5 separate regions of the Mus musculus genome follow, and all the other regions are linked to region 5. A link is a loop called in an ENCODE intact Hi-C map of the cell type or tissue named here. Cell type or tissue: heart. All regions are shown on one strand. Region 1 holds the start of Maff (v-maf musculoaponeurotic fibrosarcoma oncogene family, protein F (avian)). Region 2 overlaps Fam227a (family with sequence similarity 227, member A). Region 3 holds the start of Gm52190 (a long non-coding RNA gene). Region 4 holds the start of Pla2g6 (phospholipase A2, group VI). Region 5 overlaps Pick1 (protein interacting with C kinase 1).

Region 1 (5,000 bases), 100 kb before region 5:
AGAGGCGCCTCTGGCTGCTAACATGTTCCCTCCATTCTCATAGCATCTTTTCCCCTAATAACCAACAAATGAGCAGACAGGATTTTCTATTGACTATTGGTCAAAAGGGCTCTGTGTGTGTGAAGAAGGAACTCCCCTGTACTCTACAGGACCTGCTCATTGGGGGCGGGGTTCAAGCCCCCAATAGCCCACAGTCTTGCTTTCTGCTTCCCTGGACCCGAGGTCCTCTTTCTACCTGTGTCACAGACCTCAAGGACCTAGACCCATTGCTCATTTCTTCAACTAGCCACAGATGCAGGGAGCACCTACTGTCTGCCAGGTCCTGTGCTGCGCCTTGAAGGTCCAAAGAGGAAATACAGCCCTTGTCCTCCGGGTTCCAGAGTCACCATCAGTCACCAAGTTGCTAGCCACATCCCCCGGCGAAACCTTCCATGATTGAGGCCAGCTAAGTAGAAGCCCTGTTGCTACTTAAGCAAACTTGGCTTTCTGCATCATCCCGCCTATCTCAGCTGCTACACTGTATCTACTTCTTTGGTTCTTTTACTTTGTTTCCTAGAAGGCAATCTCTGCATCTGCCTATCAGCCTCACCCCAACATCTGGCCCAGCAGCTTCCAGGGGCACTGAGATGGGGGCCAGCAGCCCCGTACCACCACAGCCACAGACAAACTGGTCTGACCACCACGCTTCCTGCCACGGTGAGCATATACCCCCTCACACCATGAGCTCAAATAAATTTGTCCTCCTTTCCAAAATAAATAAGGTGAAGAGACGGCTCAGTGGTTAAGAACACTCCTACAGAGAAGACCCAGATTTGGTTCCCAGCAACCACATGACTGGTAACTACAATTCCAAGGGACCCAAAACCCTCTTCTGACCTCTGCTGGCACCAGGTACACACCCAGTGCAAACATATACATGCAGACAAAATGCTTGTTAAACAAAAAAAGTGTCCCCTGGAGACTCAAGGGAAAACCATCTTTCAATGCTAAGTTTCCATCTGTCAGTGAGCCAGTTAGCCACGTCCCCTCACCTCTGATCCCCCAGCTTTACTGGGAGATGTTTCCTGATGAGGTTTGAGGATGGACCCACATGATTCCTGTGGGCCTGGCTGCAAACCCCTAACCCCCAATTCTATCCAGCCCCGGTCCTTGGGATGGCCTCTGCTTTCCCTGTTTCCCCTGGAAAACAGGCTGTGCATCTCAGCTTCCAGAGCGTCTTGCAGAGCTCTCCTGCCATCATACTGCAGATGGGGACCCTGGAATCCTCACAGTGGTAGCAGAACTCACTGGGCTCAAAGTTAAAATATCACTGATTCCACCCCCTAACTAGTTCAGTTGCCACCTCCTCGGACTCCAGCACCCTCGGGTGGGGGAGGGGGTAAGAGGGAAAGTCTTGAGTGGGATCACGGGGGTTCCCAGAACAGGTGTTCTCAGGCAGCGCTCCTCTCCCACATTAACCCTTCCCTCAGGAAGATCAGGGGTTAGCACTGGCTGCTGATCTTGCTGGGCATGGGTAGACTCCAGGTGTGCCAGCTGGCCCAGTATTTAAGTAGCCCTGGGGTCCAGGGTGGAAAGGGGGAGGATGACGGAGGGTGGAAGGGGCGGGAGAAAAATTCCAGACCTGGTGTGACCACCGATCGGTCTACACAGAGGTCCAGTCTAAGGAGTCCAACCTGAGGAGTGTGACAGTGGGCCTCATGCCATCCTCCTGGACCCAGCAGGTGCAGCCTCAGACACCCAGACCAACCACAGTCGCCAACAGAATAGTCCGGGAGCCTTGTGTTCTCCAATCTGTCACAAACTTTCTGGCCTTGCCTGTTTCTCCTGAGACTGGAAGAATGGGACAATCCAGGGGTGGACAGTCCATACTGAGCCGGAAAACTTGGGGCTAAGGAAGGACTCCCATGTACTAGGTTCCCAGATCCACCAGGTGGCCAGGAGAAGACTGGCTCGCTAACCTCTGCTCTATTCTAAGCTGCAGGCACCCGCGCTGGGCGAGGAACAAACACTGATGTCACATGGCTCCAGCCAGGGGAAACTCCAGAGACAACAGGGACCGGGCAGTCCCGGCTGGTGGAAAGGGGGAGGATGACGGAGGGTGGAAGGGGCGGGAGAAAAATTCCAGACCTGGTGTGACCACCGATCGGGCCACTTCCTTCGCTCGGGTCCTTATTCCGCATTTGCTCCAGTGGACACTGGTGCGCACCCACTTCAAGATACACTGGGCTAGTGTCAGTCTCCAAGGAGCGCGTGCGGCCACACACACAAACACACACCCCGAAGTACACCGTGTGCACGCAGCCCGCAGAACTCAGGACGCTCCCCAAAGAACACAGCCGCACGCACGCCACCGGGAGACGTAAACAAACCGCGCACACAAGGTGCTGGGCGCGGCTCCAGGGACTGTTCTCACCGAGTCACGTACGTGCACGCCCCGCCCCCGCCCCCGCCCCGGCTTCCTCCGGGGCCCGCGCACCGCCTCCCAGCCAGCCCCTCGGAGGCCCCTCCGGGAGCTGATGTTAAGGGGGCGCCGAAGGGGCAGGAGGACCACGCGCCGCCCAGGCAGGACCCGGAGCTCACACTTCTGGAGCTCGGTCCCCGTCCCTGACGCGTCCTTACCGCTCTCCGCCAGGCCCGGCGCTCAGTGCGTGCTTGTCGCGGCTGTCGCGGTGGCGGTCCTTGGCCGCTCTCGAGCCCCACTCCTCTCCGATCGGGACCGCAGTTCACTAGGAACCCGGCTCCGCGCAGCGCCGCTCCGAGTTTTGTTATGGGGCAGGCGGCGAAGGGGGCTGGAGCCGCGCGCAGTTGTAAGGCGAGCTTCCCGGAATTACTCACGCACAGGATTCCTTTCATTCATAAAAACCCAGTCATGCAGTGACGTCACCGCCCCAGCCGCCAGCAAGCCCCAGAGCGGCCGCCTGGAGCCGAGACCCCGCCCACGCCCGAGTGAGGCGCCGCCCCCAGTAGACCCCGCTGTAGGAGCCCACAGCCAGAGCCGCCACGGTTCTCCGTGCTGGGACTGTGTCCTCTGGATGCATTCACGTGACACCTCTGGAGAACGGCGTGGGTGGAGGTGTCATTTGCTTTGCTTTACAGTTCACTGTCTGGCCTCTTCTCTCGTCGATCTACATCCTTTGTCCGGATGACCTCATCCAGTCTCGTGGTTTTAAGTGCCTTCTCTGTACCTGTGAACCGTAGGTTTGTATTTCCGAAGCCACAGCAATTGCCTACCCCTGGTCTTCACGTGGTGTCGGCTCCATATCTTCAACCCTACCTCCACTCGCCCCAGGGACGCTTTCCCTGTGGGTCGATGTGCTTGCTTGTTACTAAACTCTGATGCCTAACGTTCAGACCCCACAACTTCCAAGGTGGAAGGAGACAATGACTCCAGAAAGCTGACCTCTGATCTCTACGTACTTAGAGCGGTGGAATGGGTCCATTCACACACAGACACATAACAAATAAGTGAATTTAAGGAAAACACAAGTTATAAGAAAAAGGTGTTCAAAAAATTTACCTCTGAACTCAAGTTCTCAATTCTAGAAAATACACAATCCTGTTCACCACCCTCCCCCACCCCCCACACACCCTTTTCCTACCTTCTAGAGAGCTGAGGCTGTGCCTGGCAAATAGTAGGTGCTCAACTAATGAAGAAATCCAGTAGACCTGTATGACAGTGAGGACCCCATGTGGCTAGATCCATCGCCCACATCCTCAGCCTAGGAGAACAGGGAGCCAGGCTTCTGCATCCACACCCTACTGCCCACAGAAGTCGATCTTTTGGTAATGGCCAAGCAATGTTGTGCAATGCTGCGTTTAGCAGTGGGGTTGGCCTTCTCACACTGTCTTTCCAGTGGCAGAGTCATGAGACGCCCCGCAAAAAATGGTATCCTGGGAGAAGAGGCTTCAGAGCTCAAGTGGCTGGAGGAGAGAATGATTTGGGATCTATCACATCTTTTTATCTTTCAGTGAGATCTTTGCCCATGTCACTGATCTTTCTGGTAAGAGGGACTGGTGGGTAGAATGAAGGTGAGAGAGCTGAGGCCTCCCTGTTGGCTGTCCTGCCAGACTGCACACTGTCACCCCCTCTACCAAACTCTGAGTCACAGGATGAAACAAGGCTACCAGACCCAGGACCCGTGAAACCTCGGAGTTCTTGCTCACTTGAGATGAAAGGGGAGACCGGTTGAGGGTGTCACTTCCATCCCCTCTGACAGCCTGCAGAGGAAGGCAGGTCAGTGTGGGCACTTGTCTGGACCCTGGCCTGCTCAGGTTACTCTTTGTTTGATAAGCTGCCTTCCTGAAAGACCTGGCCTGAGGCCACTCCCACTGCCTAAGTCTGGGACATCTTCAGCATTTAAACAGAGCAAGCCTGGAGTGTTCACACTGGTAGAAATTAAGAGACAAAAGCAGAGAAACCTGCCTTTTCTTTTCTCTTCCTTTCTTTTTTCTTCCTTCCCTCCTCCTCCTCCTCCTCCTCCTCCTCCTCCTCCTCCTCCTCCTCCTCCTCCTCCTCCTCCTCCTTCTTGTTTTGTTCCAAGAGAGCACAATGGCCCTAGAAAATGACCATAGAGCCACCCCACTGTAATAAGATATTGCAATAGGGACCATCAGCAGATATGTGTGTTTGACAAGAAGCAAGATATTCACATACTTGGAGCCAGCCAAGATGGCTCAGGAGGTAAAAGGCACTGTCACCCAAGGATGCAAGTTTGATAACAAGAGTTTAATCATCCAGAATCCATGTAATGTCAAAGGAGACTACTGACCCCACAGAGTTGCCTTCTGACCTCGACATGTCACATACAAACACACACATAAACATACATAATACATAATACATTCATACACACACATACACTTATACACACACATATACACTCACATACACAGACACATAAACATACATAATACATAATACATTCATACACACACATACACTTATACACATACACACACACATACACTCATACACAGACACATAAACACACAAGGAGAGA
Region 2 (5,000 bases), 370 kb before region 5:
TTTTCAATAAAAACCAACTGTTTCTATTTTGATTTTGGTTTTTAAAACTTGGATGATTTTTTTGTTTATTTGTTTCTTTTCTTCCCATTAATCTCCAGGAAGCCTTCATAGACACACATGAAAGAGTTTGTCAGAATGTCTCCCTGAAGTAATAAGCACAGAATTAGAAATCAGATACTAGGAAAGACCAGAAGACAGGCAGAGAGAGAGAGCTTGCAGCCCAAGGGCATGCTTTCCCAGTCTGCTGCCCTTCTACTGAATCCCAGCTCATGCACTGTCCCACATCAGCTTTTGCCCTCTTTATCTTGCCAGCCTAAATGCCATGCCTCCCCTCCCCCAAAACTAGATCAGGTGTCCCTGTGCATGTTCCCATACCACCCTGTATCTCTTTCTATGTTTTTGAGACTTATTTTTATTTGCATGTGTGTGTGTGTGTGTGTGTGTATTCATGTGTGTATAGATCAGAAGAGGGCAGCAGTTGTCCCAGTACCCACACTTGCCATAGACTGGACTCAGTCGGTCCCTCAACCCACGGGAAAATCAGGATCCCTGTACTCAAGTGGGCAAGGAGTCAGCAAAATGGCAAACAGACACTCACACAAGGGAGAGCTAGATCTGAGTGTAATTTCTCAAAGCGAGCATCAGACTTATATTACAGAAGAAAACAAGGAAGTTAGGTGATACATTAAGGTCATCCAAGGTACATTGAGGTTACCCAATGCAAAATGACTCTTTACACAAAACAGAGAAATGCATACACAAAATCTAACAGGAACCAGGCAGTGTTTACAACTGGGTTAAAAATCAGTGTTTATAGTTGGGATAAAAATCAGTGTTTACAACTGGGAAAAAATCAGCCCTATCTAAGGTCAGCTTATTCTTAGAAGCTAAGGGCAAGAGCTTTATGCTCTTGCCATAGTTCCAATTCTAGTCTATTGTATAATCCACTTTTTCCCTAGGCCATTGTAAATTCCTATATATGGGAGTGACTCAACTGTTATTCTAAGTATTTACTCTAGTTCCTTCTTAGACCACAACCCACTTTCTTCTTAGGCCACTGTAAACTCATGTATATGGGAGTGGCTTAGTTGTTATTTTAAGAATCTGTAGGGAACCTCCATTTAACAGAGGAGCCTACCAACTTTCTTTTAATATGTAATGTAGTCTGCCATACCTGACTAATGAGAATTCCAAGTTAATTTTGTAGAACTTGTCCTGAGATTTCTACTCTAATCCAGTAAACTACAATGCCTGCTTTCTCTTACTATCTCTCTATCAACACTGGAGGCTTTTCGTGTGAATGAGTAGCATTCTCATGAAATTCAAAGCTCAAGGTTGGCTCAATGATTGCCTAGGCTGTTGGAACACTGGTGGAGGCCAATCTAACTTTGCTATTTGTCAAATCATTCCTTGGAGGCACTTATTTAATAAAACAATACTGAAAGCAAGCACTCTAAATCCTACACCGACTATCGCAAGGACCTATCTGGGCCACATCTGTATGTTATGCTAAAGATGCTCCAGGAGACCAGTTTCTGTGAAACTTTGTGCTTCAGGACTGCAGCCAAGCTTTTGGACTTGTCATGCAAACTCCACTGGAGTGGGTGTGGCAGGGACTGAACTCACATCCTTGTGCACACCTATGATCCCAGCACTTGGGAGGCAGAGAAAGGAGGATCTCTGAGTTCAAGGTCAGCCTCAGTTACAGAGTGAGTTCCAGGACAGCCAGGGCTACACAGAGAAACCCTGCCTCAAAAAACAAAAATAAAAAGGGAAAGGTTAACACAGAGGGACACGGTTCTCTCTGTGTTTTTGGAAGTTCCAACTTCATCCTGTGAGAGGTCACACAACAGAACATGAGAAAAACATTTTTCTTTCATATGTTTGGACCACATTTGGCCACAGATTTCCACTTTCCAAATATACAATATTGTGGACATGGTACTGTAGACCTTTGATACAAGAATTCAGGAAGTAGAGGCCGGTAGATCTTTGTGATTTCCAGGAGAGCCAAGTCTACATAGTGAGACTCTGTCTCAAAAAGAAAGCAAGAAAGCAAGCAAGCAAACAAGCAAGCAAGCAAGCAAGCAAGCAAGCAAGCAAGAAAGAAAGAAAGAAAGAAAGAAAGAAAGAAAGAAAGAAAGAAAGAAGAAAGAAAGGGGAAAGAAAAAAGAGGAAGAAAAGAAAAACATAAAACACACTAGTGGAAGCAAATTATTAATTAAGGGGGTATACAGCCTGTGTGTGTGTGTGTATGTTTGTGCATGTGTATGTATGTCTAGACTGAATCTAAGAACAGAATGTTATCTAGAACAGTAATTCTCAACCTGTGTGTCAAGGCCCCTTTGGCAACAATTTATCTCCAAACATATTTACATTACAATTCATAACAGCAAAATTACAATTATGCAGTAGCAACAACATTTTCTGGCTGGGGGCACCACAGCCTGAGGCACTGGGCTAAAATGGGCACAGCATTAGGAAGGCTGAGAGCCACTGTTGCAGAGCATCTCAGCACCGGCTCACCAGTGCCTGCAGTAAGAGAACGGTTTTGGACAGCTTTTTTGTGTATGAGCACCCGGCCTCAGGGAAGACACGTTTCTAAATCTCTCGCCAAAGTGAATCACTGTTTGGTTTCTAAAAACTGCTTTATAGTCCTAAGTTCAAGATGAAACTATTTGTGGAAAATTATGCAAAGGGAGAGGCAGACTCAAGAGTTATGTCCCACAGCAGCGTTGCGACTGTCTGTGTTCTCTCACCTCAGCCCTCAATAGCACTGGTGCCTTGTCCTTGAATCTCTACCATGGCAGATCTAGTGCAGGAGTTGGCACACAGTTGGGAATCAATGCCCACTTTCTAAATGCAATCAATGTCTTAAGGAAAGATCTGTCTGGCAAATGATCTGGGTGGGGTTGCATGTGTGATGAAACTTTCTTAATTCTCTATCAAAGTAGTTCTCAAATTTGTGCCCTTGAAATTCCAAGGATATACATTCACAGACAGCTGGTGTGATAATTCCCCAGATCCCCAGTGGGACCAGGAGCCTAGATTTCGCTATAAGGTGGTTGTCCACAGAGGGGCAGTACAGTGCAGTGGTTTAAAACTCAGGTCCTTTGAACCCCAATGACTGTTTTACTAAGTCTTTAGAATATATGACTCCTCTCCCCAGTATATGAAAATTGGGTCATTCCTGAAGTCCCTCCGCAAAAAATAAGCCATATTATCTGGCAGTAACTAACACAAAAGTGGCTTACTATGTTTTCAATGTCTTAAATAGGAAAATAGCACTTGCCATGCAGAACTTCTTTTTCTATCTATCTATCTATCTATCTATCTATCTATCTATCTATCTATCTATCTATCTATCTATGTTTTTTGAGACAGGGGTTCTCTGTGTAGCCCTGGCTGTCCTGGAACTCACTCTGTAGACCAGGTGGCCTTGAACTCAGATATCTTCCTACCTCTTTCTGCCTCTCAAGTGCTGGGATTGATGTTTTTCTTTTTTAAATATAGTCTTATCAGGAGCTTGGAGAGGAGGCTCTTGTCCATGGTTGAGAGCACCTCCTCACTACCTGTAATTCTAGCTCTGGGGGATCTGATGCTCTCTTCTGGCCTGAAAGTTGCCAACACACGTGGTACACATGTATACATGCAGGCAAACGCACATACACATAATCTTATCAGTCTTCTATGGCTTTTGAATTTTGTGCTATGCTCTACGCTTGCAGGAGACCTAGATTCGATCCTTGGCCCCCACACAGTGGCTCACAGCCATCTGTCACTCTAGTTCTAGTGGATCTGACACCCTCTTCTGACCTTCACTGGCACCAGACACTCACATGATGTACGTACATGCAGGCAAAACATTCATACATAAGAAGTAAAACACAATAGATTAAAAGACATTCTTTTTTTTTTAATTTCTTTTTCTTTTTTAAAGATTTGTTTATTGTATGTATGTGAGTACACTGTCCTGTCATTGTCTTCAGACACACCAGAAGAGGGCATCAAATCCCATGACAGATGGTTGTGAGCCACCATGTGGTTGCAGGGAATTGAACTCAGGACGTTTAGGAAGAGTAGTTAGTGCTCTTAACCACTGAGTCAATTCTCCAGCCCCCTTAAGAATGTCTTGGGATCTGGATGCCCTCTTCTGGTATGTCTGAAGACAGCGACAGTGTACTCACATACATAAAATAAATAAATCTTAAAAAGAAAACATTCTTAAGTAAAAATAGATGGCCACATGTTTTCTTCTCAGGCTTTTCTTATGTTCGGTTTGATCCATCTAGAAGTTATTTTGGCGTAAGGTGTGAAGTTGGCTTCCAGTTTTATTTCCCTGCAGATGGCTACCCAGTCGCTCCAACACCATTCACTCATTTCCTTCGTCAACTTGAAACTGCCACTTCACAATACTCAGAATTGTTACAGAATTTTTTTTTCCTGATTGGACGAGAAGTTGCATTTTTTTTTCACTCCCTGTTTGTGGCTGTTTTTAAACGTTTAAAAAGTTGCACGGAACCATCGGTATGCTATCCTAACAAGCCTTTCTCTTCACTTCATGAATTTGTCATTACCGAGCTCATTTCAGTTTCTTCCTTTGAGTGTACTGCACACAACCTTCAAATATTATGAGCATTTCTTGCTCCCAGCTGTCACTACAGCAAACGACATATGTTAGATTTCCCTAAATCGTCTTGCTGCGCTCTTTGGTAGCTCTCCGGTATACTGTTGATGTCTTCTAGCGAGTTGCTCAAAAGTTACTGTATTTTCGGTGGATTCAGAAGGAGAGCCTGCCATCGCTATTGGGTTTCTTTTTTGGTTTTTCGAGACAGTGTTTCTGTGTAGCCCTGGCTGTCCTGGAACTCACTTTGTAGACCAGGCTGGCCTCAAACTCAGAAATCTGCCTGCCTCTGCCTCCCGAGTGCGCCACCACACTCGCCTTGGGTTCCTTTTCAAGTGAACAATTTCCATTCGAGAAGACGGGCAATGATTCTGTA
Region 3 (5,000 bases), 140 kb before region 5:
TGTGTGTGTGTATGTGTGTGCGTGTGTGTGTGTGTGTGTGTGTGTGTGTGTGTGAGAGAGAGAGAGAGAGAGAGAGAAATTGGAGAAAGAGAGAGAGAAAGATTTGGAGAGAGAGAGATTAGAGAGATTGATTGATTGATTGATTGAGGAGTGATCAGAGGATTAGCTTCCACCTTTATGTGAGTTCCAGGGACTGAACTCAGGTCATCAGGCTTGGCAGCAAGTGCCTCTACCCAAGCATCTTGCAAGTCCTAAAATAGTCACTTCTAATTGTAAGCCCATTTATCCTTGGGACATCTGTAGACTAGAACCCTCTCGTCTCGGACGTAGTTGCACTGGAACACTGTAGAACTCCTCTGGCAGGAATCCCACCCAGCACCTTCAGAGCTTGAAGTTAGTATGTTCAGACTCTTCTGGGTTTAGATGCTGCTGGTAGATCCTTGCCCATCAGACACCTGACCACACTGACCCCCAGGCAGTCGCCTCTGTGTAGCGTGATCGGATGTGACCTCCACATTGCAGTGTGGTGCTGCAGGAGCGTGGAGCTTTGGGCTCCTCAAGGTCAAGGCCGTGTCTTCCCAAGATCATGAGGGTCCAGAGGCTTCAGGACATTTCCTCAGAGAAGTGACCCTACTGGATCCCTACCACCCTCTGCCATACCCTTGGCAGAATTTTGACAGTTGCTCAACTAAGACCGGGAGCCATGGGCTGGGGAAACAGCTCTTGGTTAAAGTGCTAACCACCGAGAATGAGTTTTGGAGTTTGTTTCCAGAACCCACGTTAAAAACAGAAGGGGGAGCTGAATTGGAAAGCCCCAGGCCAGCGAGAGACTCTCAAAAACAACTGCAGGCACACACAAGCACACATGCACACAGATGAACCCCCTATCCCCTCCCCCCAAAAAAGAATTGGAATCTGCTAGAGCAGTTGGAATCTAAGCCTCGTCTTGTATGTTTCCTCCCCACCTTGAGGAACGTGGACTGTATTTAAAAGGGAAGCCACAGAGACCATGCGGATTAGAGGGTGCTAGACCAGCTGCGGTTCCCCCTGCCGCAGGGGCCAGGTGCTCCACCAAGCCAATGGGCTGTTTGCTCTGGGATCTGGGTCATGAGTGCTCCCTCCCAGGAAGACATCTGTCTGTAGCTATAGGACAGTGGGACCCAGTACTCTTCTCGCCTGTGCACCTGTAAGCAGTGGGTCCCAGGATCTGCTCCCCTCGCCCTCTGTGCGCATTGTGAGCAGGTGCAGAGCTTAGGGTGCTGTGGACTGGATTGCAGATGTGGTCGGCAGCCTCCATGTGGGCCTTGGGTCTGGGTGGAGGAGCTGATACACCTGCCTTTTGAGGGGACCAGAGTGAGGACATTGCTTTAACTGTGATCTGAGAGAATGTTCTAGAAACCTTCAAATCATTTGGTAGGGGGCTGGAAGCCAAGTTTCACATCTTTATTCTGTTTCCAAGATGTAGATAATATCACTTCAAAGTTGCCATGAGGGGAAAGAAAACAAACATAAGATAATATTTGGAGGAAATGCTGGAGATTTAGGGGTCTCTTTGCCCACTCCATGTTTATCCTTTTCATCTGGGGTGACAGGCAAAGACGTTGATTCACGGTGCAAACCTTTCTAAAGAAACGTCTCAGGCGCTAGCTTTCAACTTGGCAGCCATGCCTACAGCAGCTATTATTAGGCTGCCACGGCGTCTCTCTCCAGAGCTTGCCACCAGTGCTCATACACAGACACCTTCTCCGTTTTTTTCAGTTTCCCAATTTAGATTCCTTCTCTGCTTTTGAGTCTTGAATCTGTCTTTTAGTTGGTGGTTAGGGATTGTCGATGTGGAAGAGAGCAATCCAAGGGCTCTGCCTGGGTCCCGGTGTTCTGACAGCTAGATGTGGAGGCTGGATGTGAGTGGGAGCCCAGCAGGAGTGCGGGCGGACAGCCGGGCAAGGTGGGGTCTGGACCATAGGGTAGGTGTGAGTTGTCTGGACCCCACAAAGACGAGGGGTCACTACATCCTGGCCTGGATGTCAGCTTTGGGGTTTGCAAGGGACTGTGAGGTTGGTCACCTGGGCTGATGATGGAGCTGGGGACTCAAGCTTCAATCAGGCTTCTTCCCAGTGTCTGTGATGTGCCCTCGCTCTCTCTCTCTCACTCCACTCACCCCTCTCAGCCGTGCGTGCACTGGTGCAGAGTAGCCCCCCCCCCCCCCGTCTCTCTCCCCACTCACCCCTCTCAGCTGTGCGCGCACTGGTGCAGAGTGGGTCACTGGCAGTCTGGGGTTTGGGCAGTTGGCCTTCCAGGTCACCTGATGGCTGGGTAGTACTGACCGCCGTCAGTAGGTGGCAGCACTGAGGAGGATGAGACTTGTAGGGCTCTGATGCCTGGGTAGAAGGCGCAGTTGGACTCCTCTGGCTGCCATAACAGAATGCTGGAAACCAGCCTGTTTCTCACTGTTCTAGAGGCTGGGCAGTTGAGATCCAGGCACTGACCACGCTGTCCAGTGGGGCTCATTTCTGGTTCATAGGCAACTCTTCTTTGTCTTCAAGTTGTAGAGAAGGGGTCTCACACCAGGGTACTGATCCCTTTCATGAGGACTCTACCCTCCTGACCTTCCAAAGACCCCCCTCCTAATGCTGTCACTGTGGCTGTCAATCTGGGGCACCACACTCCTTAAGAGCATTCTGATGCTCCTGGAAAGCTTTGTTCTTGGAAAGTAGCTCTAGTCTCTGGCCCAGCCTTGCCCCAATTTTCAGACATGTGGTGGGTACCTGTCAGCAGCTCTCCTCTGGGCTGCGTGAGGATGACGTCTCCATTTCAGATGGGACCCTAGCTCTGTCTAGACATAGAAAGGCTTTGTTTCCTCAGAGATGCCATCTTCCCTTGGTTTCGCTTTCCCACCGGAAAGTCCCTTGACGTTCCTCAGTTCTGCCATGCTCTTGTGTGGCCCACCTCACTCACCATCTCTGGAGATGCAGATCGAAAGCTGGTAATGAGGCTGAGCATTAGAGATCGCTTGGCTGCTGGACTTGGTGCTGGAGATTCAAAGATGAGAATAGGGGACTTACTGCCTCTGAGCAGGCAGGAAGAGAGACCCGTGGACCGAACGCAGACCCTGTGTTCCTTAGAGAATAGCTAGGGCATGTGAAATGGCCTGGAGTATCCGGTTGGGGAAGTGTCTGGGCAGGGTTTTGGGAAAGTGGATTCCTACATTGAGTTAGAAGATGATTTCTCTGAGGTGGGGGTGGGGCGGGGGCAGAGATAGAGTACTTTCCTGGCATGTGTGAAGTCCTAGGTTTTATAGTTTGAAATTTGAAGATAAGCCATAACTTTATGTCCCAGATAGCACAGCTGGGACCCGAAGGATTGAGTGACTGTTAGCCATTATGGAAGTCTGAGAGAAATCTCAAAAGCCAGGCCCTTCAGGTAGATTCCCATAGCAATAAAACAGCTTTGCCAAGCCTGACAGTGGTGGAGCACACCTTTAATCCCAGCACTTGGGAGGCAGAGGCAGGCGGATTTCTGAGAGTTCAAGGCCAGCCTGGTCTAAAGAGTGAGTTCTAGGACAGCCAGGGCTACACAGAGAAAGCCTGTCTCAGAAGAACAAAAACCAAACAGCAGCAACCACAAGAAAAGCCATTCTGTCACATCAGCGCAGCACAGGCCTTTTATCCTCACTCACTGAGGATTTGAACTCAAGGCCTGCCTAGGCTATACATAGCCTCTAAAGGAGGGTGACAAGGGGCTGGCGAGATGGCTCAGTGGTTGAGAGCACTGACTGCTGTTCCGAAGGTCCCAAGTTCAAATCCCAGCAACCACATGCATGCTCCGTTATGAGATCTGACGCCCTCTTCTGGAGTGTCTGAGGGCAGCTACAGTGTACTTACATATAATAAATAAATAAATCTTGAAAGAAAAAAAAATAGGAGAGTGAAAAGAGGCCCATGGGACAGTTCCGTGTGCCACGTGAGGACTCCAGCTTGTGGCAACAGTACTTAGGGACTGGCAGGGTAGCAGTGGTCAAGCTGTTGTTAGCAGTTGTAGGTCAGCACTCTTCTGTACCCTGCTTCCCAGCCATGTTCTGGCCTCCTAACTTACTATGGAAGATTGAGGTGACAAAGGTCTCAGAACATCACAGGCCATTGTGTATTGGCCCAGAGATGCCAGGGCAAGGGCTGAGCAGGGGCATGGCTAGGCCCATGATGCAGACCTGGAAGGGTTGTTCACAGCACACCACCGCTCGCTCGCTTATTCCCGTTTCTTCCCTAGGCCAGCCCGTCACTCACGGCACGAGATCCTCTCAGGGAGCCTGCTGCTGCTGGGAACCATGACAGTGAGGGGGGCCGCGCTGGCCCCAGACCCAGCGTCACCCACAACCACAACAGCTTCACCTAGCGTCTCTGCCACCCCCGAGGGCAGCCCCACAGCCATGGAGCACCCTGTGTTCCTGATGACCACTGCCGCCCAGGCCATCTCCGGCTTCTTTGTGTGGACAGCTCTGCTCATCACTTGCCACCAGGTACCTTGGTGTGATGGGGGAACATCCTTAGTGTCCCAAGTGGTTTCTAGTTCCACAAAGGATGCTTCAGGCCGGCCAGGCAAGGAGCGTAAGCCCTGCTTCCTGGGGTTCTCTCCCGCACCCCAGCTCCCCTGCAAGCAGGTGGTGGCTTTGGATTCACCTCCAGTCCAGTAGCAACTGGAGCATCGGGATTGTGAGGAGACACACAGATGCTTGTCTGCTACGACCTGCTCAGAATCTGCTGGCCACGCACATATGCAGCCGAAGCCACGGAACGGTTGCAGTTAGACATTATTGGGAGCCTGAGGGAGGTGGCTGAGGAGCTGGTGGCAGCTCAGGAAGAGAAGTCAGGTCTCCTGTTTCCTGTCCTTTCGCCCTCAGGGGAGGTTGGGTGCCCAAGGAGGAGCTTGCTGGATTCCCATGTAGAGGGTTGGATGAGTCTGCTCAGGCCCCTGGCAGCCCCTCACCAGCTGCCGTGCATCTCAGT
Region 4 (5,000 bases), 87 kb before region 5:
ACCACAGAGCCATCTCATTATCCCCTGAGAGAAGTTAAAAAAGGATTTATTTATGTTCTTTTTACTAGGTACTGTGTATAGATATGAGGGCAGGGGCTTACAGAGGAAAAGAAGCAGGACTCCCCTGAGCTGCAGTTGCAGGCGGTTGTGAGGAGGCTGGTGTGGCGTGGTCCTCTGGAAGTGTATAGCAGGAGCCCATAACTGCCTCAATGAGCTGTCTTTACAGTCCTGAGAGCAATCTTTAAAGGTGGAAATGGGGGACTGACAGCCAAGGCTGTCTTCTGGAATCTACAGTTGTTCACTAGCACTCCTGTGCAGGCACACATGATCACACACAGAAAAAACGCTATAGGTGCTAGGACACTTGGGAGCAGCTCTCACTTAAGAAATTACTACCAGGGCTGAGAGAGATGGCTCATCGGTTAAGACCACTGACTGCTCTTTTGGAGGTCCCGAGTTCAATCCCCAGCAGCCACATGGTGGCTCACAACCATCTGTAATGGGATCTGATGCCCTCTTCTGGTGTGTCTGAAGACAGAGACAGAGTAGTCATATAAAATAAGTAAATCTTAAAAAGAGAGAGAGAAATTATAGCTGTATTTGTGTGTATACTATGTACCCCCCTCTATCTGTTTCCCTTTCCTTTCACAAGGTCTCACTATGGAGTCCTGAACTCTCAGAGTTCTACTTGCCTCTTCCTCCCAAGTGCTGGGCCTAAAGGCGTGCGCCACCATGCCTGGCTTTGCTATCCTGTTATTAAGTGTGCTCTCTCTCCCCAACATGTATGCAGAACTGCCCTAAATTTTCCTCCAAATAAACCCCAATTCTGTTTCTTTTTTTTTTTTTTTTTTTTTTTCTTTTTCTTTTTTCAAGACATGATTTCTCTGTGTCGCCTGGGCTCTTCTGGAACTCACTCTGTAAACCAGGCTGGCCTCAAACTCAGAAATCCACCTGCCTCTGCCTCCCAAGTGCTGGGATTAAAGGCGTGTGCCACCACTGCCCAGCCTCCGATTCTGTTTCACAATAGCTCACTTTGAATCCTTTTTCTCCTGTAGCAAAGTCAAGAATACTGGTTTTGCTTCAATGCAGGTCTCTAAAAGACCATTTCTCAGGTTGTTGCAGGTGGCTCCTGAGGCCCTGTCTCCAGGGCCTGCCCCATAGCCACTGCCCTGCTATGCTAGGGCAACACGAGCAAAGACTTTAAGCACACCTCCTTTCACTACTGCATTTGTTTTTTTTTCTCTTATAAATGAAAACATTTAATTGGGACTGGTTATAGGTTCAGAGGTTCAGTTCATTGTCATCAAGGCAGGAGCACAGCAGCATCCAGGCAGGCATGGTGCAGGAGGAGCTGAGAGTTCTACATCTTCATCCAAAGGAAGCCAGGAAGACTGAGCAGCAGGCAGCTAGGAGGAAGATCTCCAAGCCCATCCCCACAGTGACACACTTCCTCTAACAAGACCACTCCCTGGGACGAGCATATGCAAACCATCACATTCCACTCCCTGTCCACCATAGGCTTGTTCAAACAGGAGTCTCTGGGGGCCATACCTAAACATAGCATAATGAAAAATACATTTAGGCCAACTTCAAAAGTCCCCTTGTAGCCAGGCGGTGGTGGCGCATGCCTTTAATCCCAGCGCAGTTCAAGGCCAGCTTGGTCTACAGAGTAAGTTCCAGGATAGCCAGGGCTACACAGAGAAACCCTGTCTTGAAAAACCAAAAAGAAAAAAAAAAAAAAAGAAAAAATGTATCCACTCTACATCCTGATTCCTTCCCCACCCCCACATGCCCCCCTCTTACTTATCTTTTACTTGTATTTTTCAGAAAAAGTCTTGCTATGTAGCCCAGGCTGGCTTTGAATTTGTGAAACCGTTCTTTTCCTTCCCAAGTGGTAAGCTTACAGGTGTATGCCAACGCCCCTGGCAACCTGGGTAGGTTCTTAACTAAACCTAGAAAGGTGGTTGCTCTGGTTGCTTGGCAACTGGCTATTTGTGTCTGTGGAGAGACTAAGAAGAGCATCAGGACAGAGAACAGCCTGGGGAGATCTCGCTAGGCCCCTAGCTCAAGGCTCATTTAAGAAAGTAAAGGTTCGGGGCTGGAGAGATGGCTCAGCGGTTAAGGACACTGACTCCGCTTCCAGAGGTCCTGAGTTCAATTCCCAGCAACCACATGGTGGCTCACAACCATCTGTAATGAGATTTGATGCCCTCTTCTGGTGTGTCTTATGTCAGCTACAGTGTACTCATGTATATTAAATAAATAATTCCTTTAAAAAAAAAAAAAAAAAAAAAAAAGAAAGTAAAGGTTCAACCGAAGCTGGTAGACTGGAGATGGGGAAGAGAGCAGCTTAGTCCAAAGTAAATGAGTCACCAAACCCAGGCTCCTGGCTATTCTCCAGCAGTCCTTAAAATCAGCATTACCAACCATGTATTTATTCACTATTTATTTATTTATTTATTTATTTATTTATTTATTTATCTATTTACCTATCTATCTATCTATCTATCTATTTATTTATTTATTTATGGTATGAGTGCTCTGTGTGCATGTATGCCTGCATGCCAGGAGAGGGCACTAGATCCCATTACAGATGGTTGAGAGCTACCATGTGGTTGCTGGAATTGAACTCAGGACCTCTGGAAGAACAGCCAGTGGTCTTAACCGAGGAACCATCTCACCAGCCCCCGCGTTATTCACTTTAATTCCATCTATTGGAATTCCATGATAGTTAGGCATGAGGTCTGAGTCTTCTCAGTGACAATCACCTATTCCCAGACGCAACCGCAGCTACTTCTCAGCCTCACAGAGGTCATTCAAGTAAAATCCTACTAAAAGTGCTAAGATTCCTCCAGACATCCATTCATTTATTTATTGAGAGACAGAGTGCCAGGTTGGGATTCAACTGAACTAGTTGTGGCTGGGTTTGAACTCCTGATCCAGCATCCAAATGTTGAGATTGTACGTGTGCAATAACCACACCCAGAATTGCCTGGCATCTTGAGGTAGAGTTGGTAGGCAACAAATACAGTTTTATCACTTGCCACTAGGCTTGTTCGGGGGCTGGTTAGATACCTCAGTAGGAAAAGTGCTTGTGAAGTTGTCACAATGATCTGAGTTCGATACCCAGCACCCACGGAAAAAGGTAAATGTTTTAAACTTCAAAGCTGGGAAAGAGGAAACAAGAAGCCTCCTGGAGTTCCATAGCCAGCTAGGCTAACCCAGTGGGGGAGCTCCAGATTCAGTGGGAGACCCTATCTCAAAAAAAAAAAAAAAAAAAAAAAAAAAAAAAAAAAGCTTGTGGCACACACCAGGCAATCTGAGTTCATAGCCAGCTTGGTCTACAGAAACCCTATGTTGGCCACCACCCACCACACATATGCGCGCGCGTATTACCTCCCTCCCCACCTGAAAGTTTTTTTTATTTTGTCTTATTTCAACCTAACCGTTAATTCCATATTTTTATTTGCAATTTGGTTTGGGAGAACCTGGCAACATCAAAGCAGGCTCTTCCCGGTTATATCCTGTGGCTTTATTGATTTTCTTTCTTATTATCTTCATGTGTTGCCAGAAACAGAAAAGTTCAGAGTCCGAGCCACCCTGGATTCCTTGAGGTCGAAGGGAGCCGGGAACAGCCTCCTGCCCTTTATCAACACGTCAGCCAAACTGCCCTCACGAGAAACTTCCGCCCGCCCGAGGCATGGCCCCCATCAGCCACGCAGAATTGGCTTCAGTCAGAAGCCCGACCGCCCCCTGGCAACAGAAGCGGCTTCCATTGGGCAGTTATAGAAGATGGCGGCGCCTGACCGCGTGCGAGGTCCACGCTTGGGGTCGGGGCCACAGCCTGCCTGCGGCATGGGCTCGGTGGATTGGTGGAGAGCCGTAGTGTCGTCACGTGGGCGGGGCGCGTCAGTTTGCGGAAGTAGGAGGGCTGAGAAGTGCTGAGTAAGCCGAGGTGAGTGACGGCGCGGCGGGGGCGGGGCCTGACGGCCCTTTCCCAAACCTCCTGGTGCCCCTGTCTTGAATGTCGTCACCTGGACCCTGCTTAGGACCGGCCTCGTGTCTGCGACTCTGAGGCATGTCCTCCGTTAACTCCTATCTGGCCTCCTTGAGTGCTCCCGGCTTCTGTCCTTTCATCCCCTGGCGTCCCCAACTCCCATCCGGTGACCGCATTCTTCTCCGTTGCCGCCCTCAGTTTCCCAACTTCCAAAATCAACCCTTCTCCCAATTCATTGCCCGACTTTCACCCTGGACTGTCCACTGTCCCCAGCTCCTCTCTCTGCGCTTCTGAGTGCTCCTGGTTTTCTGCCTCATTGCCCGATTTCCCCCACGCCACCTGCTTCCTGCGTCCGTCCCTTTGTGCCCAACCCCTGAGCCCCCATTTCTAACTCCCTGCTTATCTTCTCTTGTGCCTCCGGTTTCCATTTGCTCCCCCGTGTGTTTTTCCCAGTTCTCTAGCCTCCAATCCTGGGTTCACCTCCAGCTCCCTCCGATGACCTGGAAGCTGGCGACTAGGAGCCTGTGACCCAGGTGACTGTGACTAGGGATTTGGGTGTGAGTGCGACTGGGAGGGCACAAGGGTTTATGGATCTCTGCCTGTATTTTTAATGGGCAGTTCACATGATCGCAAACAAATACCAATCCTTCCTCTAAAGTTCCCCCACCTGCCCTCTTGCCAGCCCGACAGGATTGGGCAGGTTTGGTTTGGCCTCGTTGAAGCTCCACCCTTAGACTAGTGCAGTGTTTTGTTCTGGTCTCTGCCTTCACGTGGTTCTGGAGCTTGGAGGCCATGCTCTGTTCTTGTCTGTTTTCTCACTGTGCCAGATAGGACTGAATTTTCTGCCCACATTAGTGACTGCCACGAGGCTCAGTATTTGAATGAGAAGATGTAGAAGACAAGGCTTGGTGACCAGTGTGGCCCTGTACAAGCTCCCTGCTTTGCTGTTGTTTCATAGGCAGGATGGAAAGGGCTGGGGGATAGGGAGAGAGAGGACCAAAGG
Region 5 (5,000 bases):
CCAACCAGACCAGCTGCTTCATGGTCACTGCCACACCCAGCATCAGACTGGGTCAGAGCAGAGTGCTGGACTTGGTGTGGGGATGAGAAGGGCCCAGAGAGGAAGCTGGCCACACCTCACTGTTAGGTGCTACTAAGTCTTGAGGGACAGAGGTTTGCAGTAAAACATGGCATGTCTGGGGATGCCATTACCCCGGTGGGTCTGCGACAGCTCATAAAAGGCCCGTAGGAGATTCTTGGTGTGTTCCGTCATCCCTGTGGGAAGAGTTCCAAGTGACAGAAGACAAAGACCCAGGTCAGAGATCACATTGGCCCCCCCAGCCTTGCGGCCTGAGGTCCCCACTATGCATTAGATCCTTAGGCTTTCCCCACTGCCTAGGGATGAAGGCTGAGTTGGCCCCCTATATGGATCCCATGTGACAGGCATGTGACAGCCATGTGACAGGCAACTGGGATTATGTATGACACACAATCTCTTAGGGGCTCTCTGATAGTGCAGAAATTTACAGGGGCTCCTGATACATTTACTGTTCCCCAAACTTTCTAGGTAGTTCCCCTGCCCCACTGCCACTCTCTAAGACAGGGCCCCCATGGCAGACCAACACCAGGCACTTCTTGGCTGAGACTCCTCCCTACCTTTGTACAGCTCAGCAGTGCGTTCCAGCTCCTCCAGCCGCTTTACCAAGCCATCTGTGGAGGTCAAGACCAGGGGCATCTGTGGGCTCAGCAAGCCAAGGGAGAACAACAGCCCTGCAGAGGCCAGCTGTGAGGAGAGGCTATGAAGAGGCTCTGGCTGGCCCAAGTCTGGCGAGCACGGCCCTGGAAGGCCTTGCCTATCCCCTGTTCCCTCTGCCTTACTAAAAACTACTGGATTGCACTCCAAAAGCCAGCCAAGGTCTCTTCCCCGGCTTGGCCACTTCTTGGCTATCTACCAAGGCTAAGTGCTGAGGCTCAGCAATCAAAAGCTCCCATGGCTCACCTAATTAACATGCCTAGTCAAAACAAACTCCTATGGGGAGTGACTCTGGTAAAACCAAGATCCAGGTCCTGCCCTCGGGGCTCCAAGTGCAGCAATGGACCTCCCCAACTCTGGATAGATCCCCACCTGTGGGGATGAAGGACACACACCGCTCATGAGAGGGTGAGGGCCTCTAGGCCCTACCCAGGCCAGGTACTGGCCCAAGAACACCTGCAGCCACACTGGGTCACCTCTCTGTGTGCCAGGAACACTTAAGGTCCCTGATAAGCACTGGCCCTTCTCCAGCTTGCACCTTGGGGCAAGGACCACTTTGCCTATCCTACAGAGAAAGCTGAAGGGTGAGAGGTAGGGCAGCTGGCCCAAAGTTACACAGCTATGTCTGTCTAAGCAGAATCCTGCTCTCAGGCTTTGGTGCACTTTGGTGTGAAGCTTCAGGCAGGGTATCTTAAGCAGGAGGGGAGGGGAGGGGAGGGGAGGGGAGGGGAGGGGAGGGGAGGGGAGGGGAGGGGAGGGGAGGGGAGGGGAGGGGAGGGGAGGGGAGGGGAGGGGAGGGGAGGGACTCCACACAGGCAGAGGCTTTTCTCTGGGCAGGAAAGCTTGCTGTGTGAAGGAAGGGCTAGGACTGGGAGAGGGGGAAGGTGTACACCTTGGAGGTCTTCAGGAGGCTGCTGTGGCCCACAGCCTCTATGTCCTGGCTCCCTAAAGCATAAGCACGTGGCCAGCAGGCAGTTGTTTTTAGCTGGGTCATGGGACATGACAGCTTCAATTTTAGAAATCCTATTTACAGCTAGGGAAATTGCAAGGTTTGGGGGAAACAACAACCAGTTCTAATTTCATCTCAATGCACAGTGACTACAGTAACAAGGATTTATAGGCACCACGAGGCTGAAAATAGCAGCCGCCACTTTGTACCCTATTTGGAACATGCTCAGGCCCCACCCCCATTCTCCCAGCCAATAAAGACCCTGTGCCCAGCTGAGCCCACAGTTTATATGGGTATTTTTATCTTCCCCGCGTACATGCATAGCACTGCTATTTATAAGCATAGGCTGGCGACGGCAGGAGCAGGAGCACGGGTTCCATCAGCCTCCTAGGGAGACATCCAGTGTGTGTGTAAAGTGCCTTGCCTGCACATGGCTTCTCCCAGCACAGGCAGAGGAAGTGGAGACAAGGACAGCAGCGCCACCTCCTGGTCAAAGGCAAGACTGAGGAGGACAGCACAGTGCAGGACAAGTAGTGGAGCTCCACACAGTGGGCTGTAGTGGAACATGCAGGCAGTGGAGCGGGGCTCAGGCTGGCCAGGCACCCCAGCTAGAAGGGAGCACCTGTCCTCCCAAGTCTGTGTTGCCCCCAACTCCTTGGTGGCGACCTAAAGCCCACAGCTGACAGCTGTAGGAGCTCGTGGGGAGCTGACGAGGTGTAACCTGGCTGTCCACACTGAGGCGCATGAACACTATCAGGCCCATTGCTTGATGGGAGCTGAGCCAGAGGGTGGAAGGAGGACTTACCGTTACACAGGATGGCGCGGCTTAGGCCCAGGGCATCAGCTGTGCCTGAACTCATGTTTTCTACCAGCCGGTGCTTGACTTTCTTCAACACTGGAGCAAGAGAAAGGCCAATGAGTCTGCTGCTGGCCGGGCTGTCTAGGCCACGCCCCATCACAGCTGCCTCACTGAGTGTGCGAGTAGATGGAAGACAACAAGCCTCGGCTTGGTGCTTGGAGCAGTTAGGAAGCAAGGGCTCACAGCAGTCTATCCTGGGCTACTTGTCCTACTCACCCCCCCTCCCCCACTGGGAGGAGCTGGACAGGTAAACATGGAGTGCTTGGCACAAAGACTGTGGCCTGCTCTCTGCTACCGGTGTCAGTGAAAGCCCAGAACTTGTGTGTGCAAGCACCAGCACACAGGCCAGACAGAGAAAGCCTTATCACTCCTCTTTCCCATCCAGCATGAGAAAATCTGTGCCAAGGTAAGGGTTCTCCAGCTGGACACCTCAGGGTGGTGGGCATCACTAAGTGCCACTGGCTGGTCACTTCATGTAACCAGCTAAGATCTCGGTACAGGTCCTGGGATGGAATCAAAGTGCTCAATAACAAGCATATCAGACCAAGGAAGTGGCACACGCTTTTAATCTCAGACCTCGGGAGGCGGAGGCAGGGGATTTCTGAGTTCACGTACAGCCTGGTCTACAGAGCATGTTCTAGGACAGCCAGGGCTACACAGAGAAACCACTGGTGAGGCTGGTGAGATGGCTCAGTGGGTAAGAGCACCCGACTGCTCTTCTGAAGGTCCGAAGTTCAAATTCCAGCAACCACATGGTGGCTCACAACCACCCATAATGAAATCTGATGCCCTCTTCTGGTGCGTCTGAAGACAGCTACAGTGTACTTACATATAATAAATAAATAAATAATAAAATAAATAAATCTTAAAAAAAAAAAACCACTGGTGAGCTCATTTGTCCTTAGTCTCTGCCCTAAAGGGCTGTGGGCTCTAGGTAAATATGGATTATCTGGGTGTTCTGCCAGGAGACCACCAAGCCTCATGTCTCACAAGATCTAGCCCTTCTAGCCACAGGCAAGTTGCCAAACAGCACACTGTGATGGTTTGAATAGGTATGGCCCCCATAGACTCATGTGTTTGAATACTTGACCCACTTAGGAAGTGTGGCCCTGTTAGAGGAGGTGTGGCCTTGTTGGAGGAGGTATGGCCTTGTTAGAGGAGGTGCGGCCTTGTTGGAGAGAGTGTGTCACTGTAGGGACAGTCCTGGAGGTCTCTTATGCTCAAGCTATGCCCAGTGTGATACACAGTCTCCTGCTGCTTTCAGATCAAGATGTAGAACTCTCTGCTCCTCCAGCACAAGTCTGCCTGGATGCTGCCATGCTTCCCACCATGATGATAATGGACTAAACCTCTGAAACTGTAAGCCAGCTCCAATGAAATGTTTGCCTTTATAAGAGTTGCCTTGGTCATGGTGTCTCTTCACAGCAATAAAGCCCTATCTAAGATATACATTATAAGGTCCAGTTTGCACCACACATCTTCCCAAAAGTACATAGCAGGAGTGGCCATGGAGGAGGGGGATTAAAATTGGATGTGACACACAGGTCAAGGTATGGTAGTGAAGGGTATAAAATACAGGGCAGTGAGCATGCAGGGCCAGGGGCCTGTGAACAGCTACAAGGAGAGCACCTGGCTCCTCCCAGCCTTTTGGATTAGCTTGGACAGGAAAAGCCAGAGCCCCTGGCACATGGCTGCTCTGGCCTGTCTTACCAATGTCCAGGGACATGCCCTGCTTAGGGTCCGCCTGCAGCTTGTTGTAATGGATGGTCACCTCCCCCTACAAGAGCAGTACAGACACAATCAGGACAGTGGCCCCTGGCTAGAGCCCCCCAGAAACTACTTTCTACACATCTGGCTCTAGTACACCAACCAGAAGAAAAAGGAGCAGGGCTTCTCAGGGACCAGGAGGGAAGGTAGAGTGACTTGGGGATTCACTTAGTCCCATGTTCTAGTGACTGCTCAGGAAAGGACATCTGTACATGGAAGGCCACATGGTTACTCTAGTCCTTGCCATCCTAAGGCCTCTGAGATTGGGGCTGAATGTACTCTCAACAAACGTGGACTGAAAACTTACACCCACAGAGTGAGCCAACATGGTCAGTCGGGTAGGGTGTGAAGGGTCCCTTGGGACGGACATGGTCCTGAGCTCTGAGTCCCTCCTCAGTCTGCCTGGTGCCTAAAGGGGCACTAGGTGGGGCTACAGAGGTAACCCCTTAGTTCTCAGTGAGGACAGTACCAGGATGACTTAGGGACAGGATTAAGAGTGTGACAAAGAAAGTCAGAGCAATGCCTGAGTAGAGCAAGAAGGGGACCATGGGGGCTGGAGAGATGGCTCAGTGGTTAGGAGCACTGGTTGCTTCTGCATAACCTGAGTTCAGTTCTCAGCACCCACTCTGTGCTTCACAACCATCCGGAACTCCAAGCAGGGGATCTCATGACCTCTTCTGACCTCTGAGGGCA

What was found. Peaks named below come from ENCODE experiments on the same cell type or tissue, not always from the same donor. Only the 100,000 strongest peaks of a DNase experiment are listed, where the experiment ranks them.
Region 1: it touches region 5 in a loop (4-fold over the local background); 3 of 42 quality-filtered maps call a loop at or near these places.
Region 2: it touches region 5 in a loop (2.7-fold over the local background); 7 of 42 quality-filtered maps call a loop at or near these places.
Region 3: a loop joins it to region 5, with 4 times the contacts of the local background. A loop is called at or near these places in 8 of 42 quality-filtered maps.
Region 4: it touches region 5 in a loop (2.0-fold over the local background); 5 of 42 quality-filtered maps call a loop at or near these places.

What each region holds. Positions count from the first base shown.
Region 1 is chr15:79,345,374-79,350,373 of GRCm38, reverse strand. It overlaps Maff (v-maf musculoaponeurotic fibrosarcoma oncogene family, protein F (avian)), which reads right to left and starts at 2,854. Exons shown (of 3, transcript NM_010755.4): 1 at 2,620-2,854. In heart, a CTCF peak has its summit at 1,927; DNase peaks (open chromatin) are centred at 1,523, 2,193, 2,873 and 3,783; H3K4me3 peaks cover 2,237 bases; H3K27ac peaks cover 2,907 bases.
Region 2 is chr15:79,606,022-79,611,021 of GRCm38, reverse strand. Fam227a (family with sequence similarity 227, member A) reads left to right here. Exons shown (of 18, transcript NM_029407.1): 18 at 1-1,446. Among named protein-coding and RNA genes, the nearest start is that of Dmc1, 3.4 kb to the right of the region's middle. In heart, a CTCF peak has its summit at 3,072; no DNase peak of the experiment used is centred here.
Region 3 is chr15:79,377,977-79,382,976 of GRCm38, reverse strand. It overlaps Tmem184b (transmembrane protein 184b), which reads left to right. Exons shown (of 9, transcript NM_172608.1): 2 at 4,264-4,513. The coding sequence starts at 4,322. Gm52190 (a long non-coding RNA gene) reads right to left here and starts at 4,281. Exons shown (of 2, transcript XR_003951550.1): 1 at 2,225-4,281. In heart, CTCF peaks have their summits at 2,140, 2,340 (motif pointing right) and 3,822 (motif pointing left); DNase peaks (open chromatin) are centred at 1,966, 2,336, 3,078, 4,376 and 1 weaker place; H3K4me3 peaks cover 537 bases; H3K27ac peaks cover 2,649 bases.
Region 4 is chr15:79,327,165-79,332,164 of GRCm38, reverse strand. Pla2g6 (phospholipase A2, group VI) reads left to right here and starts at 3,794. Exons shown (of 17, transcript NM_001199023.1): 1 at 3,794-4,530. In heart, a CTCF peak has its summit at 2,560 (motif pointing right); DNase peaks (open chromatin) are centred at 3,834 and 4,494; H3K4me3 peaks cover 1,695 bases; H3K27ac peaks cover 2,239 bases.
Region 5 is chr15:79,240,544-79,245,543 of GRCm38, reverse strand. It overlaps Pick1 (protein interacting with C kinase 1), which reads right to left. Exons shown (of 13, transcript NM_001045558.1): 5 at 4,251-4,317; 6 at 2,487-2,576; 7 at 636-689; 8 at 192-254. Among named protein-coding and RNA genes, the nearest start is that of Slc16a8, 12 kb to the left of the region's middle. In heart, no CTCF peak of the experiment used is centred here; DNase peaks (open chromatin) are centred at 743, 903, 2,143 and 2,733; H3K4me3 peaks cover 546 bases; H3K27ac peaks cover 2,368 bases.